Linked DNA regions of Mus musculus: all the other regions are linked to region 2. The links are chromatin loops, found by intact Hi-C in ENCODE. Cell type or tissue: heart. All regions are shown on one strand.

Evidence for each region. Peaks named below come from ENCODE experiments on the same cell type or tissue, not always from the same donor. Only the 100,000 strongest peaks of a DNase experiment are listed, where the experiment ranks them.
Region 1: it touches region 2 in a loop (1.9-fold over the local background); 1 of 42 quality-filtered maps calls a loop at or near these places.
Region 3: a loop joins it to region 2, with 1.8 times the contacts of the local background. A loop is called at or near these places in 1 of 42 quality-filtered maps.

Annotation. Positions count from the first base shown.
Region 1 is chr15:12,471,482-12,475,481 of GRCm38, reverse strand. All of the region lies in intron 3 of Pdzd2 (PDZ domain containing 2), which reads left to right. Among named protein-coding and RNA genes, the nearest start is that of Gm52211, 18 kb to the left of the region's middle. In heart, no CTCF peak of the experiment used is centred here; a DNase peak (open chromatin) is centred at 1,661.
Region 2 is chr15:12,414,435-12,418,434 of GRCm38, reverse strand. All of the region lies in intron 8 of Pdzd2 (PDZ domain containing 2), which reads left to right. Among named protein-coding and RNA genes, the nearest start is that of Gm52211, 75 kb to the left of the region's middle. In heart, no CTCF peak of the experiment used is centred here; DNase peaks (open chromatin) are centred at 2,444 and 3,534.
Region 3 is chr15:12,547,878-12,551,877 of GRCm38, reverse strand. The region is part of intron 3 of Pdzd2 (PDZ domain containing 2); the gene reads left to right. Among named protein-coding and RNA genes, the nearest start is that of Gm52211, 58 kb to the right of the region's middle. In heart, CTCF peaks have their summits at 759 and 1,706; DNase peaks (open chromatin) are centred at 1,317, 1,727, 2,367 and 2,997; H3K4me3 peaks cover 1,755 bases; H3K27ac peaks cover 1,184 bases.

The sequences.
Region 1 (4,000 bases), 57 kb before region 2:
CATATGCATGCTGTTGAAGAGAGTATGTTGTATAATTGGTTTGATTTGCTTGGCTCGTAGTTGTGTTCAGATCTGCTATTTTCTGATTTCCTCTGAAAGACTTGTCTCTGGTTGGAAATGGCACCTGGCAGTTCTCTGCTGTAAAACAGTTCGTTTCTCCCTTCAGAGCTGCTAAGGTACTTTATATAGCAGGTGCTCCAGTGTTGGGTCAAATGACAGTAGAAAAGAGCAGGTGTTGATTTTCTTAAAGGATGAACATTTGGAGAGACTAGAAAAAAAGACAGAAAATAAAGCCAGGTGTGGTTCATGCCCTAGCACTAGGGAGACAGAGACAGTTGGAGCTCATGTGAGTTCAAGGCCAGCCTGGTTTGCATATCAAGTTCCAGGTCAGCCAGGACTACATAGTGAAGCCTTGACTCAGGGAGGGGGAGGAAGAGAGGGAGATGTAACAACAACAACAAAAAGGTAGAGGATTCCAATAAATAAGAATATAAATAAAAGAGAAGTCATCACTGATACTACAAAAATAAACTACCAAGAGTCTGCGAACGGGGGCAGGCTGAAGAGATGGCTCAGTGGTTAAGAGGACTTGACTGTTTTCCCAGATATTAGGAGGTCAGTTCCCAGCACTTGTGTGCTGGCTTACAGCCATCCTAAACTGCACTTCCAGGGGAAAATGCACTTCAAGTGCCTCCTTTTGGCCTCCGTTGTTACTAGGCACATAAGCATGCATGCATACATATAAACATACATGCATGCAAGCTGAGCACTCAAACAAATAAAAATAAATAAATCCGTTTTTAAGAGCCATTGGACAATTCTCATAAATTGAAAGTTAAATCATTACAACATAAAGACTCTCAGCCGGGTGTCTCTTCGTGGGTAAAGGCAAGGTGCTACATTTGTACACAGTGGGCTAGTACTCATCCTTCAAAAGAAAGTGAATGTCATTTATGACATGGATGGATGCTATTATAAATGAACTAATAAGCCAGGTACAGAAACACAAGTAGCTCATGTTCTCACTTAAAAAGTTGGGCTGGAGAAATGGCTCAGTGGTAAAGAGTGCTGACTGCACTTCCAGAGGACCCAAGTTCAATTCCTAGCACCCACATGGCAGCTCACAACAGTCTGTAACTTCAGGCTCCAATACCCTCACACAGACATACATGCAGACAAAACACACAAAAGTGCACTTTTTTTTTTTTTTAACTCAGAGCTGCAGAGAATATAATGTAGTTGCCAAGGACTGGTGGAAGAAAAGTCAAGGCGACATTAATAGAAAAGTACAAAATTTCTGTGGGACAGAAATAATAAATTCTGGAGATCTGTTTTATACCGTGAGTCTTACTGGTGTGTTTTATAGATGGAAACTGCACAGATAATAGATCTTAAATGTCTTCTGCTACCAAGGAAAGCGTGTGATGCACCAGAGGGCTTCACTTCTCATTTCACAGAGCAAATGCATGTGCATCACGTTGTTTACATGTAAACACCATTTTTATTTATCGTGTCTCAATAAAGTTGGAAAAATAACAAAGATGAAATCACAAATAAAGGGAGGGCAAAAGTAACTGACTTTCCCATCACTCACTTAGTAAATGAGCGGACCGATCTGCCAGTTCCACTGACTGCCTTCTGTCCTGGCTGGCGGGAATCTCACCCGCCCATTCCCCGGGGAAAACCACACACACTTCCCATCCTACAAAAACAGTTCTCGAATCTCTTTCAGTCAAGGGTTCAGCAAGTTCCTAAAATTGCAGCTTTCCTCCCCTTGAACACCCCCACTCCCTCCAAGGACACCTTTCTGGAACTGGCACAGATGGCACAAAAGGCTCTCTGAAGAGACACCTCCTCTCTCACTGTTCCACTGACAGACTAGGTATAGAGTAGCAGCTTCCTGGTCTATCTTACAGATGTTGGTGGTCAGATAATGATGCTGCTAATAGTGACACTCATAAGGCCTGAAAGGTGAGGTCTGGGCAGGGCAAATGCCAGAGTCTCCAGTCATGTTCTTGACATGTCTGTCATACCTAACTAACAAGATTAGCATTCTGAATGCTATGAGAAATGAGGGAGTTGTTATCACATCAACAGATGCTCTGATAACTTGTCAAATACAGTAAGACAATGGGCAAAGAAAGAACAGTCATAGCACAGGTTAGCTCCCCCAGTAGTCTGTAAAGAAAGAACAGTTGTAGCACAGGTTAGCTCCCTCAGTAGTCTGTAAAGAAAGAACAGTTGTAGCACAGGTTATCTCCCTCAGTAGTTTGTAAAGAAAGAATAGTAGTAGCACAGGTTAGCTCCCTCAGTAGTCTGTAAAGAAAGAACAGTTGTAGCACAGGTTAGCTCCCCCAGTAGTCTGTAAAGAAAGAACAGTCGTAGCACAGGTTAGCTCCCTCAGTAGTCTGTAAAGAAGGAACAGTCGTAGCACAGGTTAGCTCCCTCAGTAGTCTGTAAAGGCAAGCAATAGACTTTCTTCTCATCTTCATTGCTCTTTAGCAATCTGTTCCGTGTGCTGGGTGAGGAGATGGGGTAAGATAACAGCACCCTTGATACCTCCTGACTCCTGACACAGAAGCCGTCACCAATCACTCAGGAGCCCTGACTCTGACACCACCTCAGGCTCCCACCCTCGCCTCAGTGGGCAAGCAGTGCTGGAAAGTAGCCAGCAGTTGACCAAGACCTTCCAGAGGGTTGTGACATTGTAAAGGATAATAATGGGTCACACCTTCAATGTGTGAATGAAAACTAGCAAGTGATAGTGTGGCTTAAAGATGTTCTTCTGAAAGAGAACGGTTTGGGAGCACAGACTGAATGCATGAGAGGACAGGTACATGGGCTTGTGAGTTGGACATGTAGGTTCCATCAGATGATCAGCTCTGTCCTCTAGGGGGGATGGGGGAGTTTCCCTCATTCCGGGATCTTAACCCCATCCACCTAGATTTCACTTCATGAGCACGTGGGGGATCAGTGGTTAGACCGGAAGCAAAAGAAATGCTCATGATTGAAGTTGTTGAAGAGCATAGCAGTGATGGTCTCTCTGTCTCTCTCAAGAGTCCCCACCCCATCCCACCCCAGCCACACACACAGTGCACGTACATCATCCTGTGACTTAGGAGGTGGAGGCAATAGAATCAGAAGCTTAAGGGTAGCCTTGGCTAGCTAGATGGTGAGTTGGAGAGCAGCCTCGGCTACATGAAACCCTGCCTCAAACAAACAGTACCTCTAAACGTTTAATTAAGTTAGACTCATCTAATTCAAGTCTTACCCTGAGGCTAGTGGGATGGCTTAGCCGGTAAAGGGGCCTCCTAACCCGACCATCTTCCTGTCTTGTTCATTCTTCTCAGTCTCAGAGACAAAAGATTCCCTCTTCATTAGGATCCTAACTAAGCACATTAGGATCCTAAGTTGTTTTTTCCCATTTCTTAAAGTGAGAATATTCACATTTTAAAGCTAAGAATGCATGCCACAGCTTTTCTTTGGGATTACTGGATCTCCAGACATTCCCTGAACACTTTGGCGACGCTGTTAATTAAAGTAAGTGCTATTCAAATGCAGCACTGGAATGGTGCATCTAATAAACGGAGGTGGCTAAGCAAGCAATCACGGGGCGGTAGTGTATACAGCAGGGATACACCAGACAGAGAGGAGATCTGCATCCCGAGCCAAGCAGAGCAGGGCGGATAGAGACTGTGTTACTCGGGACAGTGAACTGCTAGAACAAGCTGTTCATTTCTAGAGTTTTTCATTTAACATCTTCGGACCTTAGTTGAGTGTAAGGAGTTGGAGCGCAGAGAGAGATCCCAGCTACAGGGGAACCACTGTGTGCTTTGAGAAGTGATTCCACGTCACAGCTGGGAACCTTCGCTCACATCCTGTCCTACAGACATTAAACATGGCCATTTTAAAACACACCAGGAAATCTTACATAATTAAAGTTCAAAAATTCCTAACATGGAAGATTTAGGACAGAGGGGTTGGTTGGGTTTTCTGCTGC
Region 2 (4,000 bases):
GGAATTCCCCAGGGCCTTACTGACTAGCCTGTCTATCTGAAACAGCAAACTCAGAGTTTAGTAAGAGACCTGAACTTAAAACAGAGGTGAAGAGCAAAAGGGAGGACATTTGCCATCAACCTCTGGCCTTTTACTAGACACACACACACACACGGATATACTGTACAGAAACAATGTGTAGATAGCAAACATCTGACAGCATTCATCTCTGGCTGGTTCCATATGCACATGCATATACTGCATGCGTGTGCACGTATACCACCCACAGTAAATTAAATAAATGGTGCAGAATAATTGAGAAACACATCTACTGTCAACCTCTAGCCTCTACACACCTGTGGATGTGCATACTCCCACCCATGTGTGTGCACACATGCATGTAGCACATGTACACTTAAGATATAGACTGAATTCATTGCTGTCTACTCCTTACTTACTATTATGCTCAACTTTCCCTGCATTTAAAAAAAAATGTATTAGGGCTGGCAAGATGGCTCAGCAGGTGAGAGCACTGACTGCTCTTCCGAAGGTCCTGAGTTCAAATCCCAGCAACCACATGGTGGCTCTTAAAGAGATCTGATACAGTGTACTTAGATATAATAACAAATACATCTTTTTAAAAATGTATTAAAGCTTTTTTATGGTCTCCAAATGTGTCAAGGGCTCCTTCCTGGCACAGCACCTACTGGCCTAGTAGTTAGCTTGACTCTGGCTACTCACTCATAAGCATCTGGAAAGGGAGGCAGAACTTAGCTTTGAGCCCTTAGCTGTTGGTAGCCTTGTACCCTAAGTCCATTTTAAACCTCCTTCCCTCAACTTCCATTCCAACAGCTGTCCGAGAGAGTCGCTACCCTGTCTTTGACAGATTGAGTAATGTTCTTATTTTATCATTTACTTATTTATTTTCGTTCTTTCTTATTTATTTCTGCAGACGTGTGTGTATGTCATTTATAAGTAATGAGGTTTTGACTTGTGCACGCTGTGGCACAAGTACGGAGCCAGGGGACAATTTGGGCTTGATTGCGTTCCTTCTACTTTGAACTCAGGTCATCAGGATTGCACAGTGAGTGCTTAAACCACAGAGCTATCTTGCTGCTACCCCCGCTCCCCCAAGTCTTATTTTTAACCCACAGAAAGACACTCAACACAAGGCATTATCTGTTAACGTCCCCCATTCCATTGTTTTCTTCTGCACCCAGATCCCTGGGGAGGAAAGGGGGAGCCAAGAGTACCTGCCCCTGTCACCTGGCCTTCTGTCTTTATTCTCAGAGAAGATAAATAGCATGGGTCCATGAAGTGGAATACCTTAAGGCTCCATTTGCAAAAATGAGTTATTTTGTATCGATCAATGGGAATGATTAGGCGGCATCGTGTTGAAATGAGCAGTAGAGGCTGACTTTTGCCAGAAAGGGCTAGCATCTGGGAGAGAGGCCTGCAGAGACTCTCTGAAGGCTCTCACCTCAGGGCGACAAGCAGCACCCCACCAGGAGCTCTGAGAGAGGCCCCTTTAAACCTGTGTGCAGAAAAGAGGCAGTGGTCAGCTTGCCAGAGTTGATCGACCCTGTATAATCAGTTCCCAGGGAGGCTCTCCAAGTTCTGGAGAGACGCAAGGACCTTTGAAACCTCTGTTGTCACATTCCTTATTTTATAGATGAGGTCCAAGCAGCTAAGGAAATCCCAAAGGTCATTGGGTAGGAGCCAGGAATAGGACCTACGTTCCAGACAGTTCTTCCTACCGACTTCCCGTGTGGAAGGCGTTCTGGATTCAGATGGGGGTGGGGCAAGTGTCTCAGAGACCTTCTAGATGTCTGGTTTTTCAAACCGTGTCCATATTGTCAATTTGGAACCAGGAACACATTTAGCTGATAACCAATGCAGGGTTGGGCCACTGTTTGCCACGAGGGGATCTCGCCTTCTCAAGCGATCCAAGCCTGTGGTAGGGAAACATGGGGTAGGGGAGGAAGCGTGCACAGGTATCAGCCAGAACTGGGTTCAGTTTCCAGCTCCATCCATGAGACAAGGGATGTGGGACCAGTGTCTTCTATGGGCCTCAGCTTCTTCATCTGTGAGGGAGGATCACACTGTGCCCATGTTCTTCCAGGAAATGTGAGTCCTCTATGAGCCCAGCCTTTTGGAAGACTCATGGGAGAATGTGTTTAGCTCTGCTGTTCCAAAGCCTGCCAGCCATGGGCCCTTCCCTCCGAAGCACCCATTGTTTGTATTGTTGAAGCCATTAATATTATGGTCATGATTTTCATGTTCATTCTTAATGTTTCTATCCTCTTTGCCCTCTCAAGAGGGGAAAATGATGTTTGAATGGCTTCAGACAGGAAGGCCTTCGTGAGAACTCTCAGTCTCCTGGGAAGGCAACCCGCACGTACGCTTGGTGGCTGCTTAGACGATGCACATACACATTCAAGCAGCAGAGCAGCCGGAAGTCTCTGGACTGTGTGCCGGTAGATGCATTCAGAAACAGCAGGATAAAGGAAGCCCTGGTAGAAAGAAGCCTGGAGACCAGTCGTCTAGACGTGGAGGAGAAGAGTGGGAGATTTTTCCAGGCAGTCAGGGAGAATGAAAGATATTTTGGGCAACTGTTTTTAATCCTCTCTTATTTGAGAGGCTAATCTTTGACGGTAATAATGATCTGGTCTAGCCAAACTTGGCAAGTGTGCGTAGGGGAAGGACTGCAGGCTGTTGAGGTGGGAGGTGATGGTGGTGTGCACAAAGTTGGGTAAACCCGTGATATTTATATTCTCAGTTCTGGAAATGAGTACAGAGGTGGACAGGTCCTTGGCAGCCAGCGGGATAGAACGCATTCATGCGGTAGGGGGTAGGAAGAGGAGGCTGGCAGCTTAACCTGGAGACATGTTAAAGAAACTCGGAGAACAGGGCTTTCACAGTGCTGTGAACTGCTTCACTCTAAAGACCTTTGCATTATAGGAGTCTGTGTGGTTTGGGGTTTTTTGAGACAGGGTTTCTCTATGTAGCCACGGCTGTCCTGGAGTTCACTCTGTACACGGGACTCTTGAGTTCTGCTTGCCTTTGCCTCCCCAAGTGCTGGGATTAAAGGCATTGTCTTATGGTCTCCCAGGTTATCTGGGTTTGTTTGTTTGTTATATGAGTACTCTGTAGCTGTCTTCAGACACACCAGAAGAGGGCATTGGATGCCCATTACAGATGGTTGTGAGCCACCATGTGGTTGCTGGGAATTGAACTCAGGGCCTCTGGAAGAACCGCTGAGCCATCTCTCTAGCCCAAATTTAAAATAAAAATAAAAAATATATGAATACATGTGTATCTGCCTAGAGAGGTGAGAGAGGTAAGGGCCCTCCTGAAACTGGAGTTGCAGAAAGCTGGGAGCTGCTTAATGCAGGTGCTGGAACCCAGCCTCAGGTCGTCTGCAAGAACAATAATGTGAGTGAGCCATTTTGCCAGCCCTGCCTGGGAGGTTTGGCTTCCATGGGATCCTCTTGGGTCTGCCTTCCAGATCTGGGTGTTTGTTTCATGTTCCTCTTGCATGAGTCACTGCGGATCCACACATCTTAGGGTGTTATCAGCGGGTGCTACCGTCTGTGGGTTCTCTCCTGATGATGACAGGTGCCTCCCGGTCAACTCAGAAGGGATTTTCTTCTAGTAAATCTTTTTTCAGATGAGTAAGCGTGCCAAGAAAGATTAATCTGGCCCATGAATTACTAAGTTATGAATTATTGTTCCAGCCATTTCCATGAGGGCTTTGCCCAGTCTGGCTCCAGAAGGACTCAAGCAACAACATCTTTCATTTCACAGAATGTTTTTTCAAATATGCTAGCCCAGGTTTTTCTCGCTGCCTGCCTCTCCTCTTGCCAGCAGGGACCTCCTTTAACTTCAGGACTTTTGACTTATCCGTGTTAACCTCATAAGTTTGTGATCTTTTTAAATGCAAAGCTTTCCTTGGCTGCAAAGGGGTTTCAGACATTTGAAAAAGCCCACTTTCACACAGTGAATGTTTAGCATTTGAAAA
Region 3 (4,000 bases), 130 kb before region 2:
TATCATTTAAGCTGCAAAATTGAGTTTCATGAAAATAAAATTAAATGAATAATGGTTTGGAATTAGGACAGAACTTACAGTAACTTCTGAAATACCCTAAACATACTTCTGCCATCTTAATACTACATTTTTTGCTTTGCTTTTTTTTTTTTTTTTTTGAGACAGGGGTCTCACTACATAGCCTTGGCTGACTGTAGATCAGGCTGGCCACAAACACATAGACCTCTGCCTGCCTCTGCTTCCACACGCTGGGATTAAAGATGTGCTCTCTCCATCTCACCTGGCCCGCTCTTTCTGTGAAACAGTTGCCTCGGCACTGACTATAACGTATCAAACAACTCTGGAAAAAGCTTAGGGTACCCAGTGTCCTGCAAGATTTGATTCTTTCTGTAAAAAGTAAACAAGCTAACCCATCTCATTAGCATACAGATTTGCTTTCACCTTTAATAAAGGCAAAATTATCTGTCCACCAAAGAATTGTTTTCATGAATTCCTTTATGCTGTATTATCAGTAAATGTTTGATTTGTATATCTAAATTATACACCTACATATCCAAGACTGTGGATACACACATATACATATACTTTCTCCAGCTAAAAGGAGTTGCAAGTGGAAAAAAAAAGTTTACAAAGTTTGATTGTCTGGAAGCCAGAGGCTTTTCTGTTAAGGGTGGAAATGCAGGACCCTTTTCTGAAGTCATGAAGTCTTTTGAGGAATTGGCTCACAAAGCTCCTGACACACAGCCTTCCAGGGACCTCCACCAGGTGGTGTTGGCTACAGGGACTCACATTTTGAGATAAACTATCAAAGAAGGAAGGCCACAGTCTGGCTTTCCTACCTGTTTCTGTTTTGCTCTTAACGCAGGTCTTAATGAAGCAGCTGGGGGGGGGGGTCCTAATCCGAGGACTGGTAATTGGTAATTTTGGTAATTACTTACCGTGTGCTCCTGGGCAGATTCTGTGAGTGGGCAGACTTCCAGCCCTGACTTGACATGGGCTGGCCTCTCCTATTCTCTAATTACCCATCCCAGTAGCAGTATTGGTACGGGGATTGCGGCCTTCCTCCATTATAATTAATCGCATCAAATTCCCAAAGATTTGTCCTTTGCGAAGCTCATTTTCTTTCGTGGGCTGCGGGATGTTCAGGAAGAGCTCGATAGCTTGAAGATAGAGGGTGAAGCGGAACTGTACAAGGTTTTGATACAAGTCCAAGGAGCTGGGAGGGTGTGTGCCTGTCGGTGCAAGTCCCAGGAGGGAGGCATAGGGCTGCAGTGAGCTGGTTTGTGCTGGCATTCCTGCATTTAACCCCGGGAGCTCACTCTATCCCTAGCTCTACTCCTACCTGGAGCACCAAGTTGGAGCCCTTCAGAGCCAGGTGAAACGTGTTTTGTTTGAGCAGAAGGTTCCTTAATGGTTTGAGGTTTGGCACAGCAAGAGCTTTTACGTTTCAACAAGTGTTAGGAATGGAAACATAGAACTAAAATACAATTGAAGTTTTGAAAAGCCATGGAATGATGGGGCGGGGCGGAGTGGAGGTCCCCTCAGCCTTCTCCTACTTTTAAAGAAAAGCAAACATTGTTTTCCTAAGCCTTCTTGCATTCTCATTAATTTAAGACAGGAAGCCTTCGGTGGGTGTGACATAAACAAGTTGGCCCTCGTGGGTCGGGCTTCCTCATCAGTTTGCAGCTGGAGAAATGGCTGAGCTGCCCAAGCCCATTCCGGCCTCTCGGGGGATGACTTGTTGACTGAGCCCTGCAGAAGGTGGGAGGGGCAGGCGAGCGGAGAAGGTATAAAGGAAATGCTTTAGCCGTGCAGTCACTGGCGATTGTAATTCAGGGGTGGTGAGTTTGGTTATTCCAACAGAAGGAATCTGATTTGGAGTTTCTGGAAAGTTCCCGGACATCCCGCCGGGTAGGATAGTTGTGATTTTAGTTGGGAGGGTGTGGTGGTTCATGCGCCCCCCACAAGAAGCCAGGCTTCTGCTGATGGTGAAGAGGAGCAGTCATGAAATGAATGATGTCAGGAGATGCAGCTTCTTAGCTTGTAGGAGAACTCCAGCCAGAGTGGGGGTATCTGGATGGTAAGGAGTGGGGGAGCGGTTAACCCCCTTTCACCGCAGGAAGCTCCCGCGCTCTAGATGTAAACAAAAGTGTCTGAAAGAGAAGCCCCAAACTCCGTGCAACCCTCCGGGCGCGGTTTCCTTTTCCCTGCAGAGGACGGGGTGAAGGGGAAAGGACTCTGGAATGCCGTGGAGTTTTGACAAGTGAGAGTCGGGCTAGGATTGCATTACAGCCTTTTCATAACCCCCTCCACCCGCCGAGCAGGGAGGGCTCCTCCCGCACATCCGTAGCCCGCGGAGAGGAGCATTGGAGAAGTCCTGCAGGAGCAGAGGCTTGGGACTGCAGGACAGCCCGGGGGACCTGGGGAGGGCAGTGTCCCCCGCAAAGCCTGCCTCGCCCCGCCTCGCCTCGCCCTGCCCTGTGCCGGGGGCTGCTAGCAGGTGCTCGGGCTAATGACAGGTCTCACTCAGCTCAGCTTCAACGGATTACCCGGAGGCCAGCTGCTCCTGTCCCCAAGGCTCCCGGAGGAGCTGAGGGAAGAGATCTGAGAGAAAGCTTCTAGAGGTGACTTCGAAACTGGAGGTAAGAATCTAACGGGGAAAAAAAAGAAAAAGAAAAAGCCCAGGCCTTTCGACCTGAGGTGCATACGGAGGCTGGATCTACCAATGTGAGAATTTAACCACAGCCTCCCAGAAATGAGCGGCTACCTGACAGCTTGTGACTTTCTATTTGGGGGTTTGCATGCCTGGGAAGTCAAAAAAAAAAAAAAAAGTGGTTTGTATTCACTGGGAGGAGCGATTTGGAACTGGTTTGTCAATAACTGGATGTAAAGAGGCAACCTGTGAGTGTCTCTGTGTGTCTATGTGTGTGTATTGCGGTGGAAGCAGTCCTTCGGTCCTTGGACCTTTCTCCTGGCTTTTGGTTAGCTTCTGGTTAGCTTTGTTAGCCAAAGGTTTCCTCTCCCAAAGGGAGAGTTTCGATGTTTCCACATACAAGGCTGTCATCTCCTCTGGGGATAGGTCTTTGCCCCAAATTACTAAACAGTGTGCTTGAACAACAACCCTATTCACTGATTATGCAAACTTTTTTGACTAGATTACCCAGAAGTTAAAAAAATAATAATAATGAAGAATGCTTAAAAAGAGGATAGTTTTGGTTTTTGTTTTTTTTTTTTTTTTTTTTTTTTTTTTAGTTTTTGGGATTTTTTGTTTTTTGTTTTTCTATTTTTTGGATGTTTGTCCCTCCTTCCTTCCTTCCTTCCTTCCTTTCTTTTTCTTTTTTCCTTCTTTCTTTCTTCCTTTTTGAATCAGGGACTCCCTCAGTATGTAGCCCAGGCTGCCCTTGGACTTGTGAACCTCCTACCTAAGTCTCCAGTTCTGGGTTATAGTTGTGAACTGTCTCTGGTCCTAGTTCAGTGGGTAGCTTAGAAGTAGAAAGAGTGAAGTGACTTCAAGTGACAAGAATAGAAAATGGAGAGAAGTGTTTCTTTTTTTTAAGGTTTATTTACATATTTTATGTATATGAGTGCTCTGTCTTCATGCACACCAGAAGAGAGCATCAGATTCCGCCACAGATGGTTGTGAGCCACCATGTGGGTGCTGGGAATTGAACTCAGGACCTCTGCAAAAGTAGCCAGGGCTCTTAACCATTGAGCCATCTCTCCAGCCCCAGAGAGAAAAGTTCCTGAGAATATAAACATCTTTTTTCTTTCTATAAACTAGGTCTAGCTGAATATGACAGGGAGCATAATCTATATAAAATACAGTGCTATAACTGTTTTTGCATAAACTCACGTTATAGGTGAATTTCAAAGTAACTTGGGATGCAAAATTCTCAGCTCTCCAGTAATACCTCCACTCTCTCTAGGAAGTACTGTGGGACCCCCCCCAGGTGACGTTCAGAGTTTTGTAGAAGGAGGCTCCCTTGGGTTCTATAGGAAA